2 separate regions of the Homo sapiens genome follow, and region 2 is linked to region 1. A link is an interaction called in ENCODE POLR2A ChIA-PET data of the cell type or tissue named here. Cell type or tissue: K562. All regions are shown on one strand. Links, peaks and the distances in the headings refer to the core of each region. The heading gives the core; the rest is flanking DNA.

Region 1 (7,733 bases), core at 2,722-7,721:
TCTACCCACCCTTGCACAGGAAAATTGTGTATTCAGTGAAAGGCTAATCAAAGACTCAAAAGGATGCCAACTTTTGTTTGTCTCTTATCTACCAACACATTTTAAAAATATTTCTTCCTCTTCCCCCAATATCTCCCCCTTTTCCTCTTTAAATACCGAAGCCCTCAAAATCACTTTTGGAGAAAGGCATAGACCTGTCTCCTGGGCATGAATCCTTAACTTTGGCAAATAAACCTCCTTAAATGATTGAGACATGCCTCAGTCATTTTCATTGATTCAGAATACCATCCCAGTGCCTTGCCATCCAGGTATGGAGAGGCTTTGAGACATGAAGAAGGACAGAGCTCAAGCCAGAGTTGAAGCCAGGGCTGGCACTACTGCCACAGCCAAGCAACATTCCAGGGCTATGTTCAGCAGCTTCTCCCATGCCTAGTAAAGACTGAAACAAATTTTTCACTTTGAGTTTGAAGTGGGCAGTGAATGTTCTCAATAGTAGAGGGTTAGGATAAGGAAACACGGTACACAATGAATATCTCCTTTGTCTTCTTGCTTTTATGGGTAACTTATAGATTTGTTTATATATTGGTATTCTTCAAATGTTGTTCTTTTTAATAGATGATTTATTTAACTTAAGAATCTAAGATTTTGAATAGCACAGGTCATACATTTATTGTTGTTTATCAGGTTTAAGAATGAGAGTTTTGGCACCGCATGTTCTCACTCATAAGCGGGAGGTGAACAATAAGAACACATGGACACAGGGAGGGGAATATCACACACCAGGGACTGTCGGGGGAGGGGGGAAGGGGAGGTAGAGCATTAGGACAAATACCTAATGCATGTGGGGCTTAAAACCTAGATGACGGGTTAATAGGTGCAGCAAACCACCATGGCACATGTATACCTATATAACAAACCTGTACATGTATCTGCACAAGTATAGCAAAACTTAAAGTAAAAGAAAAATAAATAATTTAAAAAATGAGAGTTTTTAGTTAAAAAAAAAAAAGTTAAAATCCTTGATTTTTCCCCCTGTGATCCACACAAAATAACATAGCATCAGAATAGGTATTTTCTTGGAAATGTGAAATAACTCCACACTCAAATAGTTAAAATCATGAAATAAAAAAAAAAAGGTGAGATGTGTTCAATTCTTGATTTGCCTTATTCCTTTTAGCCTTTCTTTTTAAAAAATTAAAAGATATATAGCTGGATTTGTTTGGCTTTTTCAAAAATGTAAGATAAATTAAATTGTACTCATTTAGTACTCTTGTTCATTGGCTCTTTTATTCCCTAAATATTAATCAATTCTCTGCTCTTTGGAAGGCTCAATGTTAGTACTGGAGATGAAGGAGATGAGAAGAAATAAAAAAAGAAAGTTTTACCCATTGTCCAAAGAATTTTAGTCGTTAGGAGCAGCTATCATACAAATACATGGTGAAAGTATCTCTCAGATCCAAAGGACAAGGTTAAAAAAGATGGAGGCAGGTAAGAAAGTGGGAAGGGTTCCAGATGAGAGTGTGTAGTGTAAATGCTCTGAGAAAAAGAAAGCTAGGGCCTTGGGAAACTGCAGGTCCCTCACTGGGAGGTAATTTTAAGTGAGGCTGCATGCTGGACTGGAGGAGGCTGTGGGAGTGGTGAGCAGGGCAAGACCCTCAGATGGTAAGCTTCAGAGTTGAGAGACTAAGCCTATAATGGAAAAGTGCTCTTAACTTTGGAGAAAACTGGAAAGAAGCTCCACCAGGGGCAGCACTGGAAAGTGACTATGCTCTTGTCCCAGTGCAGATGAACACAGTGCAGAAACTAGCTGCTTTATATACATTGTATCCAGTGAGCTTCGGAGAAATAAGGATGATACTCCCTTAAGAAGAAATGATAAGAAGCCGCTGGGTACTCTGCACTGGGCTGGAAGAGTTAAGAGTCAATTTCATTAAAAGGAGCATTCAAATTAGGCTATCATGTACATAATTTGGCAAGCTCTAGGCAAGTTCTAGGTGTTTGGTGCTTGTTAAATTAATGAAAATAAAGGTGATTTAGATGGAAGTGACACTGGGAGGGAAGGAAGTTGTTAGTCCTTGACGCAAATGCGTTGTGTTGCACCTAACTGGAGAAGTCTACCTCACATTGAATAATTTATCATTTAATGGGGAAATATTACTTGATTTTTCGTGCTAATCTGCATTTTGGCTTATTGGGTTTTCTTTCTTCTAGAATGCTGCATATTCTCTGACATCTGTTGGATTAAGAAAAAGCAATCACAGTGGGATGGGTGGTATCATCAAGTTAATCATAGGTAATAGCTGCCATGTTGAAACCTCAATATGGGCCAAGTATTGTGCCAGGTGCTTTACATACATTAACCACATTTCACCAATTCCACAAGGAAGGGGCTTATCAAACCTATTTCACAGATGCAGAGCCTGAGGCTCACAGAGTTTAGTAATGTGCCTGAGTTCACATAGCTGGTAAGTGGCAGGGCTGAAACCAGACCCCCAGTCTGGATTAATCTACATCCCACACTGTTCCAGTCTTCCCATTCTGAGGCTAACCTCATGTTGCTTCATTCATTTTTTCTCTCTATTTTTGAAAAATGTATCTCAGGCAATAAAAAGAAGGACTCTGTGCCCATACTACTGGGTCAAATATATTCCCAGACCAATATGAATGCCAAAATAAATGAGAGGCATAAATAAAAAAAAGAAAAATAGTACCTGGTGTCAATACGTTCATCTACACAAGCAATATCAGGTAATCTCAAAAGATCAGAAGCTCCCAAAATCATCCTGGACAGTCTCTTCCCTGTAGAAAATAAATGTGTCAGAACAGAATTTTCGTGAGAATCTAAGTCTAGCAAGATGGAAAAAATCAGCATGTTTTTTTCTCTGACAGCCCACTACCTGTCCTGGAGCTTCTGCCTTGTGCTTCAGCTTCCCTATCTCACATCACTCCCGGAACACGGCTCCTTCTCTGCAAGGTTTGCAGTAGAAAAACTGGTCATGTTTGCAGGGATGTGACATTTCCCAGAAAGCCTTTAATGAAAGATGATCCCCAGTTCAGAGGACATGGGAAACCAATATCTCAGAATATATGAGGTTATGCATAGACTGACTCTCATCTGCTCTCAGACCTAGAGAGCTCGAGACAGAACTGTCAGGCTGAGCATCCACTCATTTAATCTTCAGACCTCTCATGGACATGGCCTAAGAAGGTCAACTTCATGTCAGTAGATGCAGTTCAGCCTCTGATAGATATGAACGTGAGGACCCTGAATGAAGATGATGGAAGGACCCAGCCAGAACTGTGGGGTCCCAAAAAGTCCAGCTCAGGCTGTCAGCCCTTCAAAGTCCAGAACAGCCCTGGCTAAATGTAGCTCACCACAACTTCCAGTTCAGAGGTCGGCAGAGGGTGAGTACCTTGATCTGATGGGAACAGCCTCAGGTCAGTGGAGGATGGAGTGCCCCAAGACTGGCCAGGTGTCATGGTGAGGACCCTGAAGAGAAATAAGAGAACTGTTATAGGACCAACGAGTTTCTGTGTCAGCTGCAAAGTAACAGACCCACTATAATAAAACAGCAAAGTTTGCAGCAAAGAGTTTAATGATTGCAGGGTGCCAAGTGAGGAGATGAGAAGAGACTCTCAAATTCATCTCCCCAAGGAGTTCTGGGCTGGGATTTGCAAGGAGATCATGGAGGGCGAGGGGCTGGAGAACTGAGGTTGTTGATTCGTTGGGGTAAAGGGGATGAAATCATCAGAATGTGGAAACTGCGTTTTTTTTTTTTTAGTCAGCTCCTGTGGGGTCTTTTGGACCAGCTGATGTCAGTAGGGTCCTTTAGAGCAGCTGGCATCAGTGGGGTCCTTCAGACCAGCTGAGTCATTAGAATCATCAGTATGCAGGACCTTAAGGAATATCTCAAAGAAAAAAAGTTTCATTATGTTAAAATTGTTATCTATAGAGCAATTAAGGGCAACTATAATCTAGTAACAGGATCTACATGATTCTGGGATAATAGGCACCAAACTACTATGAGGAAGCAGGTCAGAGAGCAGCTGACTTCATGATTAATGCTGAATGTTCTGCAAGCTTGGCGTATCTTCATTTATCTCCCTTCCCTCTTCCCTGATTAATTTTATACAGTTCATAGGGGCAGTTTCAAAACCACCCACCCCAGAACAGAGGAGCCCACAAATTCCACCAATGCTGTCACCCTTGGGGAGCCCAGAAGAGAATTATGAGGTGGAGAAATCCCATCAATATGCCTCGTGTGTTTCACAGAGGTGAAGACCTTGGACTAGTGGAAATGGCCCTAGGTCAAAGAGACAAAACCCACGCCCTAACAGGAATCAAGGTGAGGATCCTAAGTGTTACGAGGGGGCTCTCCCCCTTGCAACACCAGCAGAGGGGGCCAAACAGAGCCCCTCGCCATTGTTAGCACCGAGAGGCCCCAAAATAAGTATCTCTGAATCCCCTTCATTCCACCTGTATAGTCTCGGGGAAGGAAGGGCCTTTGTCTGAAGAGGGTGACCCCAGTTGTGCAGAGAGAGAGTCTTGGCTTTCACGGGAATCAAGGTGAGGACTCTGAGGGCGGATGAGAAGACCTCTCCCCAAAAAAGGCACATTCACAGAGCCCTGCCGCTGCTGTCAGGCCTGTGAGGCCCAGGCAGGGGTGGCCTGTTTGGCACGCTTAGATTTCCACAGTGGGGGCTGAGGGAGGTGGGGGTATTGTTTGGAGGCTGGCGGATTTGGGTCAGCACGCATATTCGTCCCAGGCTGCTAGATACTGAGGTGAGGACCCCTAGTGGAGACGAAGGGACCAGCAACGCTAGAACAGTGACGTCCGGTAGCGTCCAGCCGTCAGCCCTCAGACGCCACGGGCTGCCGGATGTGAGTCATCCTGACTTCCGCTTTGAAAAAAAAGACCCGAGCGGATGTGGCTCATCCTGACTTCCGCTTTGGAGGCGAGGACCCGAGCGAGTGTAGGGGGTGCGGCGTCTGGTCAGCCAGGGGTGAATTCTCAGGACTGGTCGGCAGTCAAGGTGAGGACCCTGAGTGTAAACTGAAGAGACCACCCCCACCTGTAACAAAGAGGGCCCCACTAAGTCCCGCTTCTGCATTTGGTCCTGAGAGGCTCCGGTAAAGCCGTCCGGCAATGTTCCACCTGGAAAGTTCCAGGGCAGGGGAAGGGTGGGGGGAGGGGCAGTCGCGGGGGAAGGAGGTTTGGACGCAGGGAATAGGCCTCATTCTGCACGTAGGGTGGGTGTAGGCCCTAACTGAAATCAATTTGAGGGCCCTAAATGTGGACTGAAGAGAACATCTCCTACCCTTAACAAAGGTGGCCTCACTAAGTCTCGTCCCTGAAGACGGCTCTGGGAGGCCCCAGCAAAGCTGTGCCTGGAAAGTCTCAGGGAGGGGAGGGCCTTGAACCTAGGAAGCAGCCCTGCTTCTGCTCATATGGCATCAACCTAAAACCTAACTGGGGTTAAGGTGAGGACTCTGAGTATTAATGAGCGGACCTCTACCCAAAAGAGGAGTCATGCTGGGCAGTTCCCAGGCCGAGGTGACACTGGGTTTTAGATGGTCCCAGGCTGACATGACAAATGCAGAGCAACCTGACTTCCTCTCCCGGGACTAAAGAAGTTGAGGGCTACATCCAAGACCCACATCTGCTGCCAGCAATAGGAAGGTCAGGGCAAAGCTAGCAAGCTGAGATGCTCTCTAGTTTCCTCTGGAGGTGGTCTCAGGGAGGTGAGGGTCTTGGTGTAATGGGGTAGGTCTAATGCGACAGAGAGGCCCAGTCTCTAACAGGAAGCAAGGATGTGACACTGAGTGATGAGGAGGGGACTCCAACCAGAAAGAAGTGCCATATAGAGCCCACTCTTGTTGTCAGACCAGGGAGACCTGAGCATGGCATGTTGAGTTGTACTCACTCTCCCCAAGACATCTCAGAGAAGTGAACGACCCCATTAAAGAGGGCAGCCTGGCCGGGCGCGGTGGCTCACGCCTGTAATCCCAGCACTTTGGGAGGCCGAGACAGGCGGATCACGAGGTCAGGAGATCGAGACCATCCTGGCTAACACGGTGAAACCCTGTCTCTACTAAAAATACCAAAAAAAAAATTAGCGGGGAGCGGTGGCGGGCGCCTGTAATCCCAGCTACTCGGGAGGCTGAGGCAGGAGAATGGTGTGAACCTGGGAGGCGGAGTTTGCAGTGAGCCGAGATAGAGCCACTGCAGTCCGGCCTAGGCGAAAGGGCGAGACTCCGTCTCTTAAAAAAAAAAAAAAAAAAGGCAGCTTGAGGTCAGCAGAGGGAGGGTTTCCAGGTTGTGCCAGATGTTATGATAAGAACTCTGACGACTGCAGGGGGCTCCCACCCCATATTAGTGGGAGCCACACAATCCTCAGTACTGTCAGCTCTGAGAGACCCCAGGCAGAAATGTGAAACAGAGGTGCCCATCAGTTCCCACTCAAGGGTAACAGGGAAATGAGAGTTTTAATCTGAGGGTGGTGATCACTTGTCAACAGAAGTAATGTACTAATTGGTCCATTCTGGCATTACTATAAATACCCAAGACTGGGTAATTTACAAAGAAAAGAGGTTTAATTGGCTCACAGTTCTGCAGGCTGTACAGGAAGCATGATGCTGGCATTTGCTCAGCTTCTGGGAGCAGGGCTCAGGAAATTTACAATCATGGCAGAAGGGGAAGGGGAAGCAGACATGTTACATGGCCAGAGCAGGATCAAGAGGCCAGGGGAGGCGCTACACACTTTTAAATGACCAGATCTCATGAGAAGTCATCGTTAAGGGGAATGGTGCTAAACCATTCATGAAAAACCTGCCCTCATGATCCAGTCATCTCCCACCAGGCTCCACCTCCAACATTGAGGATTACAGTTAGACATGAGATTTGGTGAGGATACAGATCCAAACCATATCAGGGAAGAATCTTAGACCCTCTCATGAGTCAAATTTAGAGGCTGAGTTGGGACTGTATGTGGGACCATCTATCACAGGGCAGTTATCTGCCTGCCACAGCTTTTACTTTTGGGAAGACCACATTTGGTCAGATAAGGCCACCCTCACTTCCTCCTATGGGTTCTCAGGGATGTTCACTCTTACCATGACGACATAGGCCTCAGTTCAATAAAAAGGAGAGCTCCTCTACCAGGAGTCAAATTGAGGAATCTGAGAATTCAAGGAACCACTGAACCCTTAACAGTGGAGACATCAAAGAATCCAGTCCAACCCTTTATTTTCAGCCCTAGAAAGCTCAGGAAAGGGTTATCAGGTTTAGTGTCCCCCTCTCTTTTTTATATAAGATCTAAGAGAGGTGAGATTCTTAGTCTGACGGTGTAGCCACCACTCAGCAGAAGGGGGCTGGTGCCAAGCCCTACATGAAGCCAAGGTGGGGACCTTGAATGAGAGCTGAAGACTCTAATGATTCCAAGACATCAAAGACCCCACTGAACTCTCAGCACTGGGTGTCACTTCTCAGGGTGGTGGTTGAGGCACCCCTTCAATTTCTTCTCATGAGTCCCAGGGTGCTTTGAGGTGTCAAATTCACAGTAGCGGAAGGGAGTGGCTCAGGCCCTGCCAAGACTTCATATGATAATCCTAAAAGTTAACTGATAAAACCCCAAACACCAGAAGACAGGAGGCCGCACTGCCAGTACCTCCTGTCACCATAGTAAGCCCAAGGAAGGGCTGACAGAATGCAGTCTGAAACTCACTGTAGGGG
Region 2 (7,733 bases), core at 1,215-6,214, 270 kb after region 1:
CCACTAGTAGCTCCTAGTATAAATGTATTCTCCAGGATCTATAATGTAGATTTATATTAACAAATAATTATTGTGGTGAATGTTTGCATGTTAAAAATGGTAGGCTGAACTTCCTGTTGGGTACTTTTCAGTTTCAAACATGTACTTCTGCAAATCAATAATCCTTCTTCTCTTTCTATTCTTCATTTTTCCTTAGGGGACATGGTCAGTTGCTTGGGCATATTACTATAAATGAAAGAATTGGTCAGAGACACCTTCAAAATGCAACTCTTTAATTTTTTTTAAAAATTGTTCCTCAAAGGGCAAATGAGGACTACTCTAAAATTACATCCTCAGGTCAGGAAATAAACACAAATCATCCAAGCTAGTTTAAAAATTGTCATGAAAGGAAGAAGCCAAGAATTAATTATGTTAAATTTAATGAAGTTTATCAAGCATTTATGCCAACAGCAGTAGGGAGTAAATGCAGAGTCCATTAAAACTGATTCTGTATTTTGGGGACTTTCTATTACAACATAAGCTTTATAAGGGGCCAAGGCTTGTCTGGTTTTTTTTTTTTTAATTTTTTTTATTTTACTTTAAGTTCTGGGGTACATGTGTAGAACGTGCAGGTTTGTTACATAGGTATACACATGCCATGGTGGTTTGCTGCACCCATCAACCTGTCACCTGCATTAGGTATTTCTCCTAATGCTATCCCTCCCCTAGTCCCCCACCCCCTGACAGGCCCCGGTGTGTGATGTTTCCCTCCCAGTCCATGTGTTCTCATTGTTCAACTCCCACTTATAAGTGAGAACATGCGGTGTTTGGTTTTCTGTTCTTGTGATAGTTTGCTGAGAATGATGGTTTCCAGCTTCATCCATGTCCCTGCAAAGGACATGAACTCATCCTTTTTTATGGCTGCATAGTATTCCATGGCGTATATGTGCCACATTTTCTTTATCCAGTCTATCATTGATGGACATCTGGGTCGGTTCCAAGTCTTTGCTATTGTGAATAGTGCTGCAATAAACACGCGTGTGCATGTGTCTTTATAGAATGATTTATAATCCTTTGGGTATATACCCAGTAATCAGATTGCTGGGTCAAATGGTATTTCTAGTTCTAGATCCTCGAGGAATTGCCACACTGTCTTCCACAATGGTTGAACTAATTTACACTCCCACCAACAGTGTAAAAGTGTTCCTATTTCTCCACATCCTCTCCAGCATCTATTGTTTCCTGACTTTTCAATGATCTCCATTCTATCTCGCACGAGATCGTATCTCATTGTGGTTTTGGTTTGCATTTCTCTAATGACCAGTGATGATGAGTATTTTTTCATACGTCTGTTGGCTGCATAAATGTCTTCTTTTAAGAAGTGTCTGTTCATATCCTTTGCCCAATTTTTGATGGGGTTGTTTCTCATAAATTTTAAGTTCTTTGTAGATTCTGGATATTAGACCTTTGTCAAATGGATAGATTGCAAAAATCTTCTCCCATCCTGTAGGTTGCCTGTTCATTCTGATGATAGTTTCTTTTTTTTTTTTTTTTTGAGATGGAGTCTCGCTCTGTCACCCAGTCTGGAGTGCAATGACGTGATCTCAGCTCACTGCAACCTCCGCCTCCCGGGTTCACGCCATTCTCCTGGCTCAGCCTCCTGAGTAGCTGGGACTACAGGCGCCCGCCACCACGCCCGGCTAATTTTTTGTATTTTTAGTAGAGACAGGGTTTCACCGTGTTACCCATGTTGGTCTTGATCTCCTGACCTCGTGATCCACCCGTCTTGGCTTCCCAAAGTGCTGGGATTACAGGCGTGAGCCACCGTGCCCGGCCTCTGATGATAGTTTCTTTCGCTGTGCAGAAGCTCGTTAGTTTAATTAGGTCCCATTTGTCAATTTTGGCTTTTGTTGCCATTGCTTTTGCTGATTTAGACATGAAGTCTTTGCCCATGCCTATGTCCTGAATGATATTGCCCAGTTTTTCTTCTAGGATTTTTGTGGTTTTAGGTCTTACGTTTAAGTCTTTAATCCACCTTGAGTTGATTTTTGTATAAGGTATAAGGAAGGGATCTAGTTTCAGTTTTCTGCATATGGCTAGCCAGTTTTCCCAACAGCATTTATTAAATAGGGAATCTTTTCCCCATTGCTTGTTTGTGTTAGGTTTGTCAAAGATCAGATGGTTGTAGATGTGTGGCATTATTTCTGAGGCCTCTGTTCTGTTCCATTGGTCTATATATCTGTTTTGGTACCAGTATCCTGCCATTTTGGTTACTGTAAGGCTTGTCTGTTTTATACAGTGACGTATCTCTAGCGTTTAGGATAGTGTCTGGCATATGGCAGATGTTCAGTATATATTTGATGATTTCGTTAATTCGCATCATGTATTACCATACTAAAACATGATAAACATATTGGTTGGCAGAAGATGGTGTTGATTGCATCATTTCATTGTTACTCATTATTGAATAGTATTATATGTAACAGTGATCTCCTCTAATCAATGATACCTTCACGCTTATAATTTTCTGCTTGTCTGGGACAATAAGGTGGTTATGGTATTGACAGGGGAGGAAATAAAACAGAGCATTTCTCTGACAACCCCTCCCTTCCAAAATACCTCACTGCAGCACTATTCACAGTGTGGTCAGCAGGCTGGTCCTGGGCTATGAATTCCATGTTGCCAGTCCAACAAAGAATTAGCTACAGAAACTGAGGAGTAAACAGAAACTTATATAGCAATTTTATATTGCAGCAACATCTAGGAATCCATGTTTATTGTGATTTTTCAAAATTACCAGACTTTGGTACATTAGAAATTTAAAACAAAAACCTTCTTTTATTGGCTCTTGGGGACCAGCAGGACTAACATTATAAATCAGCTGGAGCTGCTTGGAGCAATCTACGTTTCTGTGATTTGCATAGAAAGAAGGCTGTCCATCCCAAAATATAAACCACACCTCATGTCAGACCATTCTTGTAACCTAACTCCTTTGAGTACTGAAGGCTTGTGATGTTTAAGAAACCCCCTACTAAGCACAAATACCTCTAATGGAAATCTTGTTTATATCCACTAACTCTTAACACCTTAATCATCACCTCCCATGATATTAATCCTTACAGCAACCCTACATGGTAGGTACTATTTTACTACCATTCTGCAGATGAGAAAACTTAAACACAGAGCAGTTAAGTAACTTGCTTAATAAAGAGGAAAGGTGACAAGACGACTGCTACTGAAATATAATAAAGGGGAAATGTGACAAGACGATTGGTACTGAAAGTGTCTAAGAACCTTGAATCATAGTAATAGTAGCAACAGTGGCTCCCAGTGGTAGGACCTAGAAATAGGACAAAACTGCAAAATTTAAAAGCCACTGCTACTGCTCATTTCCCAGATGTTGCGGTGACCCATGATTTCTAACCATCTGAGTAGTATTTGGATACCTATTATTTTAGTTTATCCCAATGTAAAAATTTATTAGTACATCAAATTCAACCAGCAGTTTACTATGATCCGTGACTTTGTTACTTTAAAAGATCCTGTTGACATAGCAATATCTTTAACCATCTCCACTTTGTCAGTTAGATATCAACATAAAAAAATGCAGCAAAGCAAACCACCCTGACAGCGGGTGCAAAAAACAGCAATGATTTCTCCTTGTTCTCACATCTGCAGTTTGGCTGAGGGCTGGCCGATCTGGGACGACCTCAGATGGGCTTGGTGCCACGACTCAGATTGCATCCAAGTGAGCACTATATCTCTTTCATCTTTTTCTTATGGTGCAGAAGCACAAGAGGGTGAGCAGGTACACATGGTGACTCTTAAGAATTCAACTCAAAACTGGCATACTATCACTTCTCCCCACATTTCACGGGCCAAGGCAAGTGAAATGGCCAAGCCCAGAAAGAATGCTCGCAGTGGCTCACGCCTGTAATCCCAGCACTTTGGGAGGCCGAGGCGGGCAGATCACCTGAGGTCAGGAGTTCGAGACCAGCCTGGCCAACATAACAAAACCCCGTCTCTACTAAAAGTACAAAAATTAGCCAGGCGGGCGCCTATAATCCAAGCTACTGGGGAGGCTGAGGCAGGAGAATCGCTTGAACCCCGGAGGCGGAGGTTGCAGTGAGCCGAGATCACTCCACTGCACTCCAGCCTGGGTGACAAGAGTGAGACTCTGTCTCAAAAAAAAAAAAAAAAAAAAAAACAGAATGCTCCCTGTATCTTGTGAGAATGACTAAAAAGTATCAGGGAAGAGAGAATGGATATGAGCAGGGATGGAAAATTGAAAAATTTACCACATCCGTTAAAGCCTCCCCAAAACCTAGTGGGTTAAAGCAACAAACATTTATTAGGTTTATGATTATATGGTTTGAAAATTTGAGCTACACTCAGTTAAGTGGCTTTTCTGCTGGTCTCATCTGGACTCACTCATATAGTTGTAGTCATCTGGTGAGTTTGCTAGGGACAAATTGACCTAAGATGACCTCACTCCCATGCCTGGTGGTGGGTGCTAGCTGTCAGTTGGTGCTGGACTACTCGCTGGAGTGGAAAGGGTGACAGTGCCACCTATCTCCAGCAGCCTACTATTGACTTATTCACATAATGGAGGTGTCAGTCTTCTAAGACTGGCAAGAGAGAGTAAGCCTTAATGCACAAATGTGTTTCAAGCTTCTGCTTGTAGGACATTTGCTATTATCCTGTTGGCCGAAGCAAGTTGTGTCTCTGTGCCCAGATTTAGAATACACAAGAGCATGGATATAGAAAGTGTGAACAAAATGCGGTGTGTTACAGCAATAATCTACTCTACCTGGCACAGTTCTTGACACAACCAGGCACTCAGTAATATCAGTTTAAAAATTAAATAGTGATGGTTTGTTTATCATATTTTTTAATCAATTACGGACACTTAAAGTCTTCCAAACTACTATTGATGCATGATTAGTATACTGACTTCTAGCACAGTGGGGACTCTAGCGATGTGCTATCCACATCAAGTACATATCAAGGGCATACTATTCAAATTTTCAGATGCCATAATGTTTGAAAGTAATGCATTGGATGATATCATTAAAATCCAAAATATTGAGTTGGAATAAAAACGTAACATTTTAAGAGGATAAGTAGCAAATCCTACATTTAGGCACTAAAATTTCATTTTAAAAAGTTTAGGCCAGGCATGGTGGCTCATGCCTGTAATCCCAGCACTTTGGAAGGCCAAGCCAGGCGAGTTGCTTGAGCCCAGGAGTTCGAAACCAGCTTGGGCAACATGGCAAAACCCTGTTGCTACGAAAAATACCAAAAGTAGCTGGATGCAGTGGCGCTCACCTGTAGTCCCAGCTACTCGGGAGACTGAGGAAGGAGGATCGCTTGAGTTCAGGAGGTCAAGGCTGCAGTGAGCCGTGATCACAACACTGCACTCCTGCCTGGGTGACGGAATGAGACCCTGTCTCAAAAAATAAATAAGCAAATAATAAAAAGTTTAGAATGAAGGGCCACACTTGACCTCAGATCACTGGAAAAAGATGTGAAGTTTTAGATAATCACGAGATTAATTGGAGCCCACAATATAATATGTCCAATAAAAACATAAAAATGCAATGTTTATCCTACATGCACAGGTGTATAGTATCATCAAATCATGCAGTCTAATAGCACTGGTAAGAACATATCTCAACTATTTTTTGCACTTCTAGATCCTCTATGTAAAGAACTGTGACAAATTAAAAAGTGTCTCGGCTGGGTGCAGTGGCTCACGTCTGTAATCCCAGTACTCTGGGAGGCCGAGGCGGGCAGATCACCTGAGGTCGGGAGTTCGAGACCAGCCTGACCAACATGGTGAAACCCTGTCTCTACTAAAAATACAAAATTAGCCAGGTGTAGTGGTGCATGCCTGTAATCCCTGCTACTCGGGAGTCTGAGGCAGCAGAATCGCTTGAACCCGGGAGGCAGAGGTTGCAATGAGCTGAGATCACGCCATTGCACTCCAGCCTGGGCAACAAGAGTGAAACTCCATCTCAAAAAAAAAAAAAAAAAAAAAGTTACTTGAGAAAACTACAAATATTTATCCCGAAGCAAAGAAGCATGGAGAAACATGACACTGGTCTTTAAAATCTGAAGAGGTATGTCAGGTGGGAGAAAGAACAAGCAGCCTGTGATGTTCCAGCAGCTTCCTAGAACCAGCAGCTACAAAGTTATAGGGAGGCAGATATTTGCTCAGCAGAAGGCCTGACAATTAGACACATAGAAAATGGCCCTCCAAGTGTAAAGGGTGAGCTGCCCTCACTAAAAGTGTTTAAGGAGACAGTGTGGCCATCTCTCAGAGATGTTGCAGAAATTTTTCTTTTAATTTGAAATAAGGCTGATCTGGTGTCATTTAACCTCTCTACCAGATTCAAGGTTACATCTGGTGCTTTGATTCAAGGGATCAAAGTACCCATTATCAGGTACGTAGTGGACAATCAAAAATGTTTGCTGAATCATTGTCATAAATTGGCTCTTTAGGAAAAATAATGGAAGCATTGCATGAAAAAGGAAATGCAGAGTAGCATGAATATGTACTTGGTGGAATATAAACATAAAATAATAACAACCTAGAGAGCTTTCTGTTTGTCAGAGACTGTGAGTGTGTAATGATGCGTTTAGTCCTGGCCACAAATCCTACAAGGTGTGTGCTATTATTATCCCCATTTTATGGATGAAGAAACTGGGGCACAGAGAGGTTAAGAAACTTGCTGGAGGTTATGTAACTAGTGAGCAGTAGGGATTGGAGAAAGAGAGCTGTTGGGAATGTCAAAAGAAACTCTATTTTAAACTTTTATATGAGTTAGTTAGAAAAATAATGTGCAGAGTACCAAACTGAATAGAAAACAAAGTCAAGGTTATTTTCCAGTGGAAACTGAATTACTGGCAAATATTGCCAAAATGAGAGTCACAAATTCATTTCAAAGAAAGTAAAGCTAGAAATTTTCTATTTTAATTATTTTTCAGTACAAACTCTTTTGTTAGCAACTCATGTGCTTGCCCTATCATTCCAGGAAAATATATAAGTTTTTTTCTTTTTTCTCTTCTTTTAATGTAGCAATTGTTATCCTTTTATTACTGATAGAAGCAAACATTTAGTTTCAAATTGTAAAACCATTATTATCTTTCCAGTAATTAGTTCTATTTCTGTGGCTGTGGTTTGTACAATACTGCTTTTTATATCTTGAAGTACAAATAAAACTGTTTTTAGACTCTTCCTTGTGATGTTAAACACAAAGAATAAAATAAATAAGTTCTGTTCACTGTCAAGATTTATCTGTTTCAAATTTTTCTAAAGTATAAACATTATTAATGAAGCACTTAACATTAAACTTCCAACAGTCTGGTATAAAAACGACAACAATAATCTGCTAGATAAAGAGAAACATGGGAAATGTATTTTCGTGGGAGCTAGGGAGGAATTTATGCACTTTTAATGGAACTTTATAGGTTCTGGGTTCCATTATTGTGTCAGAGATATGAAGAAAGGAAAGTTGAGTAATATTTTTAATTGATTCCATAGAGTTTAGAAAATAATAGTGTAGATCTGGGGATGACTAAGAGTTAGAGTGGGTGAGAGAAAATTTTCTTATTAAATGTACAAGCTGATCTTGAGATCCAAAGGAAATACAGCAATAAAAACAGGGACACCATCTTGCTCCCTCTTGGTACAATTGCAGGAAGTAAAGGGGCCATGCTGGGAAAGAGAGTTGTCAGTGAACTCAAATTTA

Evidence for each region. ChIA-PET counts read pairs that join two places held together with the same protein. Peaks named below come from ENCODE experiments on the same cell type or tissue, not always from the same donor. Only the 100,000 strongest peaks of a DNase experiment are listed, where the experiment ranks them.
Region 2: POLR2A ChIA-PET joins it to region 1 with 6 read pairs; 2 of 35 experiments call an interaction of 5 or more read pairs at or near these places.

Annotation. Positions count from the first base shown.
Region 1 is chrX:30,210,622-30,218,354 of GRCh38, forward strand. It overlaps MAGEB2 (MAGE family member B2), which reads left to right and starts at 4,942. Exons shown (of 2, transcript NM_002364.5): 1 at 4,942-5,034. LOC107985632 (a long non-coding RNA gene) reads right to left here and starts at 4,899. Exons shown (of 3, transcript XR_001755983.2): 1 at 4,478-4,899; 2 at 3,414-3,490; 3 at 2,712-2,799. RefSeq lists an enhancer at 4,126-5,325. In K562, for the core only: CTCF peaks have their summits at 4,796 and 6,738; a DNase peak (open chromatin) is centred at 4,870; H3K4me3 peaks cover 1,008 bases.
Region 2 is chrX:30,485,012-30,492,744 of GRCh38, forward strand. No RefSeq gene overlaps it. Among named protein-coding and RNA genes, the nearest start is that of TASL, 89 kb to the right of the region's middle. In K562, for the core only: CTCF peaks have their summits at 3,325 and 4,519; no DNase peak of the experiment used is centred there.